Regions from separate parts of the Homo sapiens genome. Here all the other regions are linked to region 5. The links are chromatin contacts, found by Hi-C or POLR2A ChIA-PET in ENCODE. All regions are on one chromosome and are shown on one strand. The core of a region is the stretch at or near the end of the contact, and the rest is flanking DNA. Distances in the headings are between cores, read along the strand shown.

Region 1 (2,759 bases), core at 156-2,655, 770 kb after region 5:
TTATGAAATTTCTAGCTGATATTTCCCTTGCCTTTCATTAGGGAGAAAGCTAGCATTAAGTGAACCCACAAGTCCAACGGGTAGAAATAAGGAATACTGTGTTTTTGACTTCTGCTCAGATCCGTTTCCCAGGAAGCTTATGTGGGTCTTGGAACAACGGGGATCAACAATGTGAATATGTCTATTGTGCCTGCAGATCCCATTGCTAATGCCCGGGAAGGACAAGTAATTAGTTTATGAGTAAATTGTCCTCAAGTTTGCATTTCTAGTACAAGAACTAGTCACTAAGCTTTGAGAATTGACCTACGCATTTCATGCCATGGGAAAGAAAACATAAGGTTTGTGATTTAAAGTCACTCATTACTTTCTACAATGATGGATAAGCAGAGGACAATTCCCTTGGTAGCTAATTGTCCTACTGCTGCTTGTATCACTGCTCAGAAGGATGTGTTACCTGGGCTAGGCAGAAATCCAGCACCCTCATGGAGGCAACCCTGGAAACCCCTTGTGGGGTGCTCTATGCATGTCTGGGTGGGTATCGGGTGATGGATGGGACTGTGAGGGATGGGCAAAAACCAGGAAAGAATAACAGGGATAGAGCAGCAGATGGTGAAACAGAAGCACATGCTAGGCCCACTTGGATTCTCCCTGGAGTTTGAATCTGCAGCAGAGTGGCAAAAAGACAAAATGGTCGACACTCATTAGCCCTGGCAGTAGGAGCAGCAATGGCAACCCCTTAAGAACCTGTCCTTTCAGGCCAGGCGTGGTGCCTCACACCTGTAATCCCAGCAGTGTTTTTGTTTGTTTGTTTGTTTGTTTGTTTGAGATGGAGTCTTGCTCTGTCGCCCAGGCTGGAGTGCAGCGGAGCAATCTCAGCTCACTGCAAGCTCCGCTTCCTGGGTTCATGCCATTCTCCTACCTCAGCCTCCTGAGCACTTTGGGAGGCCGAGGCAAGCGGATCACTTGAGGCCAAGAGATTGAGACCAGCCTGGCCAACATGGCAAAGCTCCCCATCTCTACTAAAAATACAAAAATTAGCCAGGCATGGTGGCGTACACCTGTAATCCCAGCTACTCAGGAGGCTGAGGCATGAGAATTGCTTGAACCCGGGAGATGGAGGTTGCAGTGAGCTGAGATCACGCCACTGCATTTCAGCCTGAGTGACAGAGCGAGACTGTCTCAAAAAAAACAAAAAAACGAAAAAACAGTTCTTTTATCAATAGCTCCTGTTTCTGAGCCCCACACCCCACCCTGTTTGTGATCCCAATTCTAATTGCTCTGAGTTGGTTCTCTGCCCTCCATTCAGTTCCATGGGCTCTGCTACATGCTTCCAATAAACTCCTTAACGCCTACATTAGCCACAGGACTTCCTGTTGCTTACACTCAAAGCACTCTAGCAGATAAGAGCTGGAAAGTGAAAGCAAAACAGGAACATAACCCAAGATCAAAGGCCCAGTCGCCCAGAAGAAGGCTTGAATCAGAGAGGCAGGCACTGACCCAGGGCACAGGGTGCATGAAGCCGGGGGTGAGCGCCCAAAGGACAGGAGTGCATGCCTTGGAGCTCAGATGTCACCCTATCAGGCAGGTGACATTGTTGTTGACATCTTAGATCAGTGGAAGTCAACCGTGAGGCACCCCAACCTTGGTTCTTAATGGTGTCAGATACAATATGACAGGCCAGGTCTTAATCCGCCAAGTGTTTATTTTAATTTTGACCAATATGAGAGGTAATTTTGGAAGGTAAATAGGCATTTTTTTTTTTTTTTGGCCTAGGATGACTTGAATGTCACTGTAAGAAAGCAGGGCACTGGGTTAGAATTATATATTCATTCATTAAACAAACATTTATTGAGCTCCTCTTCTGTGCAAATATCTGCTCTGGGCGCTGGGGAGACCAAAGTGACTAAGTCATAGGCTCTGCTTCTGAGCATGAGGAGGGACGGCGGCCAGCACACAGCATGCCCCAGCAGTGCATGGTAAGGACCCAGAGACTGGAACACATGGAGTTCAGATGCAGAGAAACCTCTTTGAGCTGACAGGGTCAGGAAGGTGATGTGGGGCCAGCATTCAAGGTGCTCCTTGAGGGAAAGAGAAGGTTTCACTGACAGCAATTCCAGATGCAGAGGAGAAAAAGAAAAATGGCAAGTGGTCTGAATTGGCTGGCATGCCTCCAGGCCCAGGCAGGATGAGGAGGTAGGCTGACGTCAGATTGTGGAAGATCAGGCTGAGAAGTCTGCATTTTACCTGTAGTCAATGGAGAGCCAGTAACAATTTGGAGCTGGAGAGGGACATCATCAAAGCAGCAAACTGCAGAGAATCTTGTCAACAATCTGCTTAGCAGATTGGGGAGGGGAGAGTCTGAGCAAAGTTCAAGCTACTTGGAGGCTACTGCAATAGTCCAAGCAGGACCCTTCCCCTAAAGTGAACAACAGGAAGATGGAGATGAAAAACCCTGACGTGAGAGCTTGGCATTGAAAACTAGATGGGCATGGTAGGAGGGGGCAAGCCAGGGGGCCTCAGGGTTTAGACTAGAACGGTTTCTCAGTTCCATTCGAATAACACACATTTTCCTGGCACCTCCTATGTGCACAGCATGTGTTAGCAGGTGGTGAGATGGCAAGGAAAATACTGGAAGGCCCAGGTCCTTATAAAAGGCCAGGGCTTTTCTAAAATGTGCTCCATGCATCCACATCTCACCTTCATCATTAGTGAGTGGACACTGCACCTCTCAATTTCCCCACTGCCAGGTTACCTGAGTG
Region 2 (2,771 bases), core at 124-2,623, 560 kb after region 5:
CAATGGTTGCCTGGTTAGCACAGTACCAGAGAGTTGCCAGATTACCTGGAGAAACTTAAATGTTTGTTTTTTTTGTTATTTAAATTAATTTATATGAAAATTACTTCTAGAATTTTCCTTTTCACATTTCCCTATCATCTTGTCCTCAGCCTTTTCATAACGACTTGTAGTCATGCCCAGGAACCAGCTGGTTGCACTGTGCTGTGATATAACATGCCCGTGGTGCCCTGGGCAGTGCAGAGATCCAGACAGCTATAGGTGGCTACCAGCAGATCCACCACAGCTCTGGCCTTCCAGTTCAGACACTGAAGTCCCCTGTAAAAATGGAAACGTGAGTGGGAAGCACATAAAGTCATCATGGTCCATGCCTTCCTGAACCAACGAGAGAGAATTGATTTCTTGGATTGATAACAGGTATTTGGCTAGGCCCCAAAGTAGGGGTGGCCTCAGTTTGGGAAGCAACAAGAGGGAGGAGAATAGGACTGGGCCTTGGGGCTGCATGTGGTACAGACAGGAAGGGATTCAGACCTTCGCGGTGAGTTCAGTAGTTTAGAAGAGGCCACAGTTAGGGTGGCTGAGGGGTGAACTCTTGTTGTCATCAGTGAAAACACTCTGAGATCCAGGGACAACATACGAGCGTCTGTAGTGGGTATGTTCAGAAAAGGCTTAAAAACTGATTGAGGATCAAGAGCCCCTGCTTCCCACAAGATAAAATCCCCACTGCTCAGCCTGGCATACAAGATCCCTCTTGATCTATCTAGTGGCCTATATCTCTATCTTTATTTTTATCTGTAAAATAGCTTTTTTAAGCCCGTGATCTGAAGATATGGAAAGCATATGCATTAAATTTGCAGATGACTCAAAGCTGGAGGGGATGAGAGAATTAAGGTTCAAGATGATCTCGACAGTCAAGAATGCTGGGTCAAAAGCAACCAGATGAAATGTAGCATCAATAAATCTAATGTCTTGAATGTAGTTTCCAAAAATCAGTTGCACAAGAACAGGATGAGAGCAACCTGGCTGGACTGCAATTCACATAAAAAAAGATCAGGAGGTTTTAGTCTGCCTCAAGTTCAACGTGAGCCAGCTGAGTGATGTGGCGGGCTGGGGAGGGAAAAGAAACTTACAAAACACTCAAGCGAAAGCTTATGTTGCATTAACCCTTGGTGATGAGGGGAGAGAAAGAGATGATACTCTTTGTCATGGAGTGCGATACCCAGAAGGGATACTAACTTTAAGAACTGATCCTTACTGAGAACTCAACATGCACCAGGAAGTACATCAGTTCATAAAATCTTCACAACATCTCTACGAGGTTACAGGCCAGGAGAGCAGGGTGCAGAGGGTGGATTTGCTTGCTTGTCCTAGCTCACACAGCTAGTGGGTGGTGGATCCGTGCTCTTGACCACCCCACTCTGTTGCCTTTCTGTTAGACAACACCTTGTCTACTTTCTCTTCCCCATTTCACAGATGAGGAGACAGGACCGGAACTGTGAGGACAATCTGTCTATAGTTAGGCAGTGAGCTGACTGCAGACTCAGGCTCTCCTGGGACCCTCTTCAGTCCTCCTTCCCTCTGCCATGCTGGTTGGTTGCCATCCTGTTAGAGGGTTGAATACTTACGCTTAAAGATCTAAAGACTTCATTAAATTTCATGTGGCACTTACTCCACAATGTATCCCACCTTACCCTGCCTTATCACACATAGTATAATGCAGAAGATTTAGTTATTCCTCTGTCCTGCGGAGTCCCACTCAAGGACGACAATTACCATGGCTCATTGAACTCCAGTGAGATATTCACAGTACAGAGGACATTGAGACCCTCACGGTACGACCCTCTACTATGTGTCTCCGTTTATGTTTCTAGGTGTTTTTAAAAATGGTTTTCCAGTTAAACTGCTCATGGCCACCTCTCAGTCTTTGACTTCTTTCTAATTTGTCATAATTAACTAGGCTTTCAAATTAAACAGAACATTAATTGTGTATCTGCTATGTGCCAGGCACATTGCCAGGTCTTCCAAATATATTATCTCAGTTAAAATTATAACAACCTCGTGAGGTGGGTTACTGTTATCCTGATATCACAAAGAGAAAATTGACTGAATAGGGTGACCAACATGTGCTAATTTGCCCAGAATGGAGTGATCTCCTAGGACATGGGATTTGCGGTTTTAAAACCAGGACAGACCAGGGCAATTTGGGATTGGTTAGTCACCTTAGACACTAACTTTCCTGAGGTCACACAGCTAGAAAGTGGCTGAGCCAGGATTTAAAATCAGTTCTCCTGATACTAAATAAAATCTTGGCAGAAATGAATGTAAAGGAAGAGTAAATAATAGACTCCGGGTGACTTTCTGGCCTCTGCTCAGCGTCCTTAAAGACTTGTTTTGCTTACTTCCTTATTTTCAGTTCTATGTCAGAAAACCAGGTTCCTCCATATGTGAAACAAAGAGGAGAGTATCTACTTCCTGGGGCAGTTCTGAGCCCTGAGTGTTTAGAAAGAACTTGGCTAGCATTGCAGGGGTTCAAGAAGACTTCATTCCTTCCCTCTTCTCTGGCTTACATGGCCTGGATAGCTAAGCTGAGTTTTAGAGATGAGGAATTAATGGCACAGGGCTCAGATCTTAGAAAGCAATTCAACTGTAGTGCTGTGATGAATTTGGGGGTATCGTATGTTAAGACAGACATTGACCAACTAGGATGTGTTGGACATGGCAAGGAAAGGTGACCCCAGTGATGAGGGACCAATGAATGAAGGCCCCCAAGAAAA
Region 3 (2,700 bases), core at 106-2,605, 910 kb after region 5:
TGTTTTCAAATTTTTCAGCTGGAATGGAAAGGGCCAACTTCGCTGACAATTCTTTTGCCTGGCCTTCCATCTCTGTGACCTTTCTTCCTTTCTTCTCTCGCTCCATTTCACACATACTAAGTTCCTTCTGTAATCGCTTATTTTCTTCTATCAGCTTGCCTTCATCCCTCTTAAACTCTTCTACTATCATCTCATTTTGTTTGATTTGGTTTCTTAATTTCCCCACTTCTGCTGAAGCACCTTCATATTTTACTTTCAAGTCTTTCAACTGATCCTTCAGTTCCTCGGTTAGTCTGTGATTCCCTGAGGCTGCTTCACTTGTTAAGTGTTCTTTAAGGGCAAGAAAATGGGTCTGCATTTGTTTAACTTTACCTTCTGACTCATACATCCTCTTCTGCACATCTTTTAATGCATCTTCTAATTGCTTTATCTGTTCATCTGAATCCTCCTTGACCCTTTCACATTCTAATGCTAAAGCTTTGCATTCTGCCACTTTGTGTGCCAGTTCATTTTGGAGCTTCAGTCGGTCTTGTTTTGCTGACTCACAGAAAGTTCGCATTGCTTCTAACTCTTTCTTTAAAATTTCATTTTCAGAGTATGACGTTTGACTGGGTAAAGATAGTTCCAGAGGTCTTAACATAGATCTGCTTTGCATATGGGCTGGTATACCTGGGGAAGTACACTGAAAAGAAAAAAAAAAAGACATCAATCACAAAAGCCTAAATGAGACATTTACTATACTTATTTGCCAAACTTAGAGAAAGTTAGCACATCATCAGGAATCAAAGGGTTTTCAGATTAGGCAGTAAGATGGAAAAAAAATCACAATGCTGATTTTTGTGGTAAGGAAACAGTTCTGGATATGATTTCCTTAATACATTCACAACATTTTGAGAGTTCTGTTCACGTAAGTCTATTTCTGGCAGAACAACGGACAATGGCCATGGCTACTGGGTGCTATTTTGTCTTTCTTCCCCCATTCATTAACACCTACCCACACATGAATATCATCAACTTTATCAAAACATATTTATTATTTCTATGTTTTATGGTACATAATGTGCTTAGAACTTTAAATTCTGAAGAAAACCATCATATCCTTGAATAAAAACAAGTACTGCGATTTTAAATTTGCAGATAATTTCATAGAATTATAGATTTAACTAATAAGATTTTTGACTTCTGCGTACCTTCACTGTTAATCCAACAGAATATTCTCTGAATTATAAAAATACCACGAAAAGAAACCCAGCTAGTTATCAGAGTTGTCAAGAGAATGATTGGTCACAGCCAGCACCAGGGAAAGAGAGTCTCCCAATAGACAGAAAACACCTGGAGCTGGTGACAGCGGCTTCCTGATAAGATCTCCGGAGCTGGGTGAGCAGGCTCAAGCATGCGCACTAAGAGGCAAAATGGTGGATGTATGACCTTCTTCAGGGAGCATTTGACTGGTAAAGGAAAATAGCCCCTAGAGAGCAGGTGCACAACCTTAGTAAAGGCACTACACATGTGGCCCCTCCTAAGTGCTGACAGGCCACTATGCATGCAGATAGCCTGCCCCCAAGAGAAGAATCAAGGGAGGAGAAATGCAAACCCCAAAACCAAGCCAGTGCATAAAAATCCCAAGCCAAGGGCTGAACAGGGTACTGGGATCTCTCAAGCCGCCCACTTGGCCTTCTTCCAAGTGTACTTTGCTTCCTTTCGTTCCTGCTCTAACACTTTTTAATAAACTCACTCCTGCCCTAAAACTTCCCTTGGTCTCTCCCTCTGCCTTAAACCTACTTCTGCCCCTCAGCCGAATCCTTTCCTCTGAAGAGGCAAGGATAGAGCTTGCTGCAGACCCCTACAGATTTACTGTTAGTTAAATCTGAACTGCCTTTCCCCTGGATCAAGAGGAAAAAAAAAAACCAAAAAATTATATTTTGGATTATTCATATCTGTCTTCCCCTTTATATGGGCAAATATGAAGAGTTAACTAATCACTGTTAATGAACAGAAACTTAGCATCAAATGCAATGAAACTATAATTCAAATCTCTTATTATAACCACTATCATCAAAAACACTCTAGAGGGCACCAGAAACAGCAATATCTGTTTTTATTAAACTCAAGAAAGCAGGACCAACTTGTCTTTGATAATGAAAACCTCACTCTATGTATATATACTTAATGTACAATGCCGCTTTCTCCTCTCTTTATAAAGGCACAAAAATTTTCTTTAAATGTTTTTTAAAATTAAAAAAAAAAACAGTTATTACCTGTGAGTCTGCCATATACATCTGACCTTGTTTAAGAAGCATATCTTCTTTTCCTAAATAAATGCAAATGAATGACATTTTAACTTCAATATCCATACTAAAGTAGGCTAAACATTAATTTGATGTTATTTCCTTTATTATTCAAATAAAAGAGAAGCAAGAGGTACAACACAAAAGTATCCTCATTCTAAAATACCCATTTTCCCCTTATTATTTCTATAAACAGAAGTACCTACAATCTACTGAACAACAGATACTAGGTTGGTTTTTTTTTTTCTTATTTTTTTCTATGCTCTCTCTCAGCAGAATCACTAAAACTTCAGAAATATTGAGGACTCTTAAACTAGGCTACATGATAATAAAACATATATCTTATAATCAATCAAAACAAAAATGATGATTTAAATTTATAGCATAAATATTACTGTTGTAGGAGAGAATA
Region 4 (2,998 bases), core at 358-2,857, 710 kb after region 5:
GAATTGCTTGAACCTGGGAGGTGGAGGCTGCAGTGAGCCAAGATTGTGCCATTGTACTCCAGCCTGGGTGACAGAGACTCCATCTCAAAAAAAGAAAAAGAAAAAGAAAAGAAAAGTTGAAGACTGAGCCTCCAGGGTTCCTCATTGAGACTGAGGCACAAATTCAACCCAGGGATCCATGGGAGGGCCACCCTGGCATCAACAGCAGGGGCCATGGAGTCCTCAAAGGGAGAAATCACTGTGGACAGCTGGCCAGAGCACAGCCTTGAAGGATGGGCTTGTCCAATGATGAATCAAGAGACCTTGGTCTGAGCCTTGTATTTTACAGGGCACCCAGGAGGTTCCCTGGGGATGGAATTTAGAAGGGTGAAGAGAGTGAAGAGGAAATGGGATGGTGTTCTAAGCAGGGAGGAAAGCATGGGCAAAGGTGTGGAAGCTAAACACTTCCTGAGCCAAAAGGGAGTCCTGTTGGGTCATACTGGGGAACACTCAGGGGAGTAATTAGAAACTGGATTGGATGAAGAAGGTAAGACCAGGCTAGGGAAGTCCCTTGAGAGAAAAGCAGAGGCTTTGGACTTGAAACTCGAGGCCAGGCATTGGCAACTATAGCCTGAGGGCCAAATCTGGCCCACTGCCTATTTTTATAAATAAAGTTTTATTGGAACAGAGCCACACTCATTCATTTGGTATCATCTATGGCTGTTTTTGAGCAACAAGAGTGGAGATGAGTAGTTGTGGCAGAGACCACATGGCCTGCAAAGCCTATAATATTTATCCTCTGGCCCTTTACAGAAAATGCTTGCTGGCCACTGCTGTAGGTGGGCACAGCCAGTCAATGAGGCTTTTCAGCAGCCACCAAGATGGTAAAGACAAGCCTAGCAGTGGCTGAAGGACAGGGTGTATTCTAAGAGGAAGGAGAAAAGTGCCTAACTTCTATTGAGTTCCTGCCCTATGATTTTCCTTCACCCACATTATCATTGTTACTTCTCCTAACCACCCTGCCCAGAAGCTGTTACTATCTCCATTTCAGAGATGAGGAAAATGGGGTCCGGAGAGGTTAAGTGACTTACTCAAGGTTACCCAGTGCTTCAGGGCAGAACTGAGATTTAATTTCAAGTCGGTCAGATTCCAAAGTCAACGTTCTTCCCACCACACCTCATTGCCTTTCAGGGCACTGAATATCCCAGGTGGGAGGGGACAGCCCCAAGTCAATGAATTGGCTACTGTGTGTCACAGCCTGCAACAGTCCAAACTGGGGAGATGGTACGTGTTTCACTTCCCTGAGAACAAATGTAGAGGCCAAGTCTGATCTGCAGAGGGGACTTCTGCCCAGGGTTCTTCCAGCAATTGCTCTCAACTTGTTCAAACATGGACTCCACCCTGTCCCCTCCACCCCATGCCTCCGGAGGCACTGGCTCTGCCAGGAATGCATATCGTTCCATCTTCCCCCAGCCTCATCTCACAGCCAGATGCTAAAGGCAGTTGGGAGATACCATCTCCCCATCTACAAAACACACACACACACACACACACACACACACACACACAAGGGTTGGAAGGCCTGCATGGTGTCACCCACAAGAGATGACCCAGTTGATTTGCAGTGAAATTGCAACACAGCCTCTGCTTCCACCCCAGCTGATCCTAAGCCCTGGAGCAGAGGGGAGCTGGCCTTGTTTCCACCCCTAGCCTGGCTCCTGTTCCTCTCGTGACTAATTCAGATCCTCATCTGACAGCCACCCATGACCACTTCATCCAGAGAGGCCCCAACAGACCTGCTTCTTGGTTTTGCGGTCAAACTGGTTCTTGAAACTTCCCCAGAGGTCCAGCAGGGTTTACTCTGTCTGTGGGGAACTGTAACTGGCTGCCCCTTGGGGTTGAGCTGGTTGAGGACTTGAGAAACCATGAGAAGGAGGTCAGGAAAGTACAACTTCTACCTGAGACCTTGGTTATCTGTATGGTGTGTAAGACAATAGGAATCCACCCAGTAGATCCCAATGGATGGGTCTGTTCCTTATCAGCTCCCCATTGGCCCAGAAGCCAGGCCAGATAAGCCTCTGACCCCAGTGTTTCTATCAGGAAATGAACACAAATATAGGCAGACAACCTCCCCAGAGTAGGTGGGAGGAACCCTGTGACCCCCTAGGCTCATTGGCTGGCTCTAACGAGCAATTGCTACACCCTCCTACTCTCTTGCCTTGGGAAACAGTTAGAGTTACCTGTCAGCTCCAGGGGAGACTAGACCCACACCTACTCATGAGCTGGGGTGTAGCTCTTCTGGATGCAGAGGGAGAGGACAGAATGAGAGACACCTGCCCATGCTACCCACCAGCCTTCCTCAGACATGGTTGCCAGCTCCTTGTCACAGCCCCACTTTGTTCTGCTGTGACCACAGTGTGTGCTCACATAGGAGAGTAGAAGGAAAAAGACCAAGAGAGGATAAGGCAAACAAGATTTCATGAGCATCTATTATGTGCCAAGCTCAAAGCTGGGCACACACAAGCATCATCATTTTTTTTCCTTATGCAGTGACACATCCATGATTTTTTAGACTCTGCGTGTGCATCATTAAGACACAGCATAACATAAACGTGAAAGGCAGCTGCAGAGACAGCCCTTCCTAGATCCCTGCTCTGCTGCTAACTATCTGCGTGGTCGCAGTTTACACATCTATCACATAGGAACTAAACAATAATAATTATTTCATACGGTAATTACAACGATTGAATGAGGTCATTTATATAAAGTACTTGGAATAATGCCTGACACATTGAGAATAAAATAGTAGTGTTAATTGTGATTTTTTTTTTATCATTACCCTCTTTTACAGCTGAGGAAATCAGACAGGGCTAGTGACCTATGTAAGGTCACACAGCTAGAAAACCGCAACACAATTAGCCAGGCATGGTGGTGCACGCCTGTGGTCCCAGCTGCACCAGAGGCTGGGGTGGGAGGATCCCTCGAGCCCGAGAGGTGGAGGCTGCAGTGAGCCATGATC
Region 5 (2,700 bases), core at 185-2,684:
TGTGAGAGTTTATATTTGCAAAGCACTTAGAATGACATCTGTCACATAGTAATGCAATATCGGTATTTGTTAAAATACATTATGTAATGATGTGAAGGTGAAATAGTAGTAGGCTAGAAATGTGTCACTTTAAACTTTAAAAGCTATGGCAAGTTCATCATCTCCCATTGGTCATGTATACCTAGACACTCCCAAATGGACCTTCCTAAAAGCACTTCAACTTGTGATGCCAGTGCAAGTCTGGCCACATTGATTCCTGCTGAACATAGGTTAGTGATTCCTCCTTGCTCTGTGGAAGAGGTCAGGGTTCTATTCTCAGGCCACTAGGATCTGCTCTGCTGTCCCCTCCAGAGTCACCTTGAACCAACCCTTCCTTCCCACTTGTCCTCCAGCTCTGGAAACTTTCTTCAGCATCCTTTCATAAACTGTGCTCCCTCTTGCTTCAAGACCTTCACCCAAGCTATTCCTTGTGTCTGCGTGGCTCCTCCTGCCACTATCTTCTCCTTCCTTTAGCCAGCTCCTGCTCACCCCTTGAATCTTGTCTGGGTTATCATTTTTTGCAAAGAAGTCTTCCCCAGACCCAAAAGAGATGATAAATCCCGTGATGCATTCTCATCCATGTTACGTTTAATTCTTACATTCAGCATGACCTGCAATTGTTTGGGTCATCCATCCATCCATCCATCCATCCAACAAATGCTTATTGAATGTCTATTGTATGCCAGGTACTTTTCTTGGCCTTAACCATATAGCAGTGAACCAAACAGACAGAACCCCCTTGCCCTGGTCTCTAGCAGTTATTTGATGTATATGTGTTACAAAGCAATCTCAAAACAGATATACCCAATTTGGGGCCCAGCTCTATCACTTCTGTTTCATAAACAATAGAATTTCTTTTCTCGTGTCCACTCTGTGCTGGGCTCCTGCAGTACAGACATAAAAGAGATAATTACCACACGTTTGTCTTTGAGAAAGTTACTTAATGCCTCTGATCCTAATTTCCTATATGAAAATTTTCTCTGCCACCTTTGAGGGGCCATGAGGATTAAATTACTGGACAGTTCTCTCTGTTCATGTAAAAGGGCTGTCGCATATGCAGTTGAACAGCAGAAGCCTCTTAAACAACCTGAGATCAACCATCAAAAACACAAGAGCAAGACTCCTAAGCAGTTCTTTGCTTACCACTATATTCCTAGTGTCTAACAGGTACCTGGAGGAAAGCAGTCTTTAATATATTATTTGTTAAGAAATAAGCCAATGAAATACTGCTACCTTCCCTAGAAAGATGATGGATTGAAGGCACAATCCTACTCCTATGAAACTCATGAAGATCTCCTCGAGCAATGGCAGGAAACAGAGCTGCTGACTAGCAGTTTCGCGGGAGGTTAAAAGAAGAGAAGCCCCACCCAGGCGGAAGGTCGCTGCGGTTTCTTTGGTGAATGATCCGTGCCCCAGCTCTCCCATTTAGACCCTAGTTAATCTGGCTACCCTTGTAACCAGGCCAGCCCTCTAGAATAACAGAGCCTGAAGTGAGGAGGTGGGAGGAACATTCATGAGTGGGTAACCCTGTGACTAATCCAGAGAAACAGTTTCAAGACTGGTGGTTCACCCCAGCCTTGTTTGTGTCTAATTTCCCCAGGGGCAAATCAGCCCCTTCATTTCACTCTGAGGTTTAGGGTTTCCCCTAGAGCTCTTGGTGAGACTCAGCCAGGATGTTTTGCATAAGTGTGGGAAGTCTTGGAGGTGGAAGTAGGAAATGGGGTGGAGAGTAAAGGTGAGACTGGATGGGGGGCACTCTGTCCATCCCCACTTCTGAAAAGCTTTGGCATAATTCAAATCAATTGTTTCTTCCCAGGCTATTTTGCAGAAGAATTAACACCAAAGGAGACAGAAGAATTGAGCCTTTTAAAACAAGTTTTTGTTTTTTTTTCCAGGAGAAAGGTGGGGAGAAAAATAAGAGCTGGAAAACACATGGCCCTAAACAGGTGAGAAGTAATAGGCCCTATCTTTTGTATCTGGGCCAGCCATAATTCTTGACAAATAGTGTGCATTTCACAAATGTTCATCAGTGAGTTGAAAGAACATGGGCTCTCAAAGCAGATCCACCTGGTTTGGGGCCTGGCTCTATCACTTCTGTTTCATAAACGGTGGCCTTTTTTTCCATGTGTCCACTCTGTGCTGGGCTCCTGCAGTACAGACACGAAGGAGGTAATTACTGCACATTTGTCTCTGAGAAAGTCACTCAAGGCCTCTGATCCTCATTTTTCCTATATGAAAATCTTCTCTGCCTCCCTTAAAGGGCCATGAGGATTACGCTGGACAGTGCTCTGTCCGTGACAAAGGGCTGTGGCATCTGCGTGCAGTTAAACAGCAGAAGCCCTCTTGAGCAACCTGCAATGGACCAGCTTGCTAGATTAATGTAGACTCTCCACACTACTCAGCTAGCACTGTGCCCATGCCTGGGATACACTAAACCCTTGAAGCTAGCAGCTCCAACTGAAGCTTCTCTCCAGTTTTCCTGGGCACATATGTTTCCATTGGTTGAGCTGTGTGTGCTTACTGAGGGCTATTTGTATTTCTTCTCAACCTGTACCTGTTACTCTGATTAAATAATGCAATCCATCATTTCATAATGCAATGAAATATGAGTGCAAAAACGTAGAGTTGTTTCTTTGCAAGCTAAAGTGAGTGCTTTGGAGA

Evidence for each region. A loop is a pair of places that touch in the nucleus more often than their neighbours do. ChIA-PET counts read pairs that join two places held with the same protein, here RNA polymerase II (POLR2A). Pooled maps may share reads with other maps.
Region 1: a loop to region 5 is called in a pooled map, with 11 times the contacts of the local background. The contact joins two enhancer-like sites. A Hi-C loop is called at or near these places in 7 of 50 pooled maps. POLR2A ChIA-PET finds 5 or more read pairs at or near these places in 3 of 52 experiments (CD4-positive, alpha-beta T cell, activated naive CD4-positive, alpha-beta T cell and naive thymus-derived CD4-positive, alpha-beta T cell).
Region 2: a map with no recorded cell type shows a loop between it and region 5 (10-fold over the local background). The contact joins two enhancer-like sites. A Hi-C loop is called at or near these places in 6 of 168 maps with a recorded cell type or tissue (B cell, CD8-positive, alpha-beta T cell, naive thymus-derived CD4-positive, alpha-beta T cell and 2 more), 21 of 37 single-sample maps with no recorded cell type and 12 of 50 pooled maps. POLR2A ChIA-PET finds 5 or more read pairs at or near these places in 2 of 52 experiments (activated B cell and activated CD4-positive, alpha-beta memory T cell).
Region 3: a loop to region 5 is called in a map of CD8-positive, alpha-beta T cell, with 9 times the contacts of the local background. The contact joins two enhancer-like sites. A Hi-C loop is called at or near these places in 2 of 168 maps with a recorded cell type or tissue (CD8-positive, alpha-beta T cell and naive thymus-derived CD4-positive, alpha-beta T cell), 2 of 37 single-sample maps with no recorded cell type and 11 of 50 pooled maps.
Region 4: a loop to region 5 is called in a map with no recorded cell type, with 8 times the contacts of the local background. The contact joins two enhancer-like sites. A Hi-C loop is called at or near these places in 2 of 168 maps with a recorded cell type or tissue (endothelial cell of umbilical vein and lower leg skin), 11 of 37 single-sample maps with no recorded cell type and 4 of 50 pooled maps. POLR2A ChIA-PET finds 5 or more read pairs at or near these places in 1 of 52 experiments (naive thymus-derived CD8-positive, alpha-beta T cell).

What each region holds. Positions count from the first base shown.
Region 1 is chr15:70,526,991-70,529,749 of GRCh38, forward strand. It overlaps LOC107984781 (a long non-coding RNA gene), which reads right to left. Exons shown (of 2, transcript XR_007064698.1): 2 at 1,683-2,244. Among named protein-coding and RNA genes, the nearest start is that of LINC02205, 22 kb to the left of the region's middle. RefSeq lists an enhancer at 1,468-1,517. Within about 2 kb of position 1,406, at least 7 of the 41 ENCODE cell types and tissues checked have a DNase peak (open chromatin) inside an H3K27ac peak, as active enhancers do.
Region 2 is chr15:70,318,243-70,321,013 of GRCh38, forward strand. No RefSeq gene overlaps it. Among named protein-coding and RNA genes, the nearest start is that of LINC02205, 190 kb to the right of the region's middle. Within about 2 kb of position 1,374, at least 10 of the 41 ENCODE cell types and tissues checked have a DNase peak (open chromatin) inside an H3K27ac peak, as active enhancers do; they include B cell, where a contact is called at or near this core.
Region 3 is chr15:70,668,781-70,671,480 of GRCh38, forward strand. UACA (uveal autoantigen with coiled-coil domains and ankyrin repeats) reads right to left here. Exons shown (of 19, transcript NM_018003.4): 15 at 2,259-2,311; 16 at 1-682. Among named protein-coding and RNA genes, the nearest start is that of SALRNA2, 35 kb to the left of the region's middle. Within about 2 kb of position 1,356, at least 2 of the 41 ENCODE cell types and tissues checked have a DNase peak (open chromatin) inside an H3K27ac peak, as active enhancers do.
Region 4 is chr15:70,461,529-70,464,526 of GRCh38, forward strand. No RefSeq gene overlaps it. Among named protein-coding and RNA genes, the nearest start is that of LINC02205, 43 kb to the right of the region's middle. RefSeq lists an enhancer at 1,325-1,404. Within about 2 kb of position 1,608, at least 6 of the 41 ENCODE cell types and tissues checked have a DNase peak (open chromatin) inside an H3K27ac peak, as active enhancers do.
Region 5 is chr15:69,754,222-69,756,921 of GRCh38, forward strand. LOC107984788 (a long non-coding RNA gene) reads left to right here. Exons shown (of 3, transcript XR_001751592.3): 2 at 1,935-1,985. Among named protein-coding and RNA genes, the nearest start is that of LINC00593, 80 kb to the right of the region's middle. Within about 2 kb of position 1,435, at least 6 of the 41 ENCODE cell types and tissues checked have a DNase peak (open chromatin) inside an H3K27ac peak, as active enhancers do; they include B cell, where a contact is called at or near this core.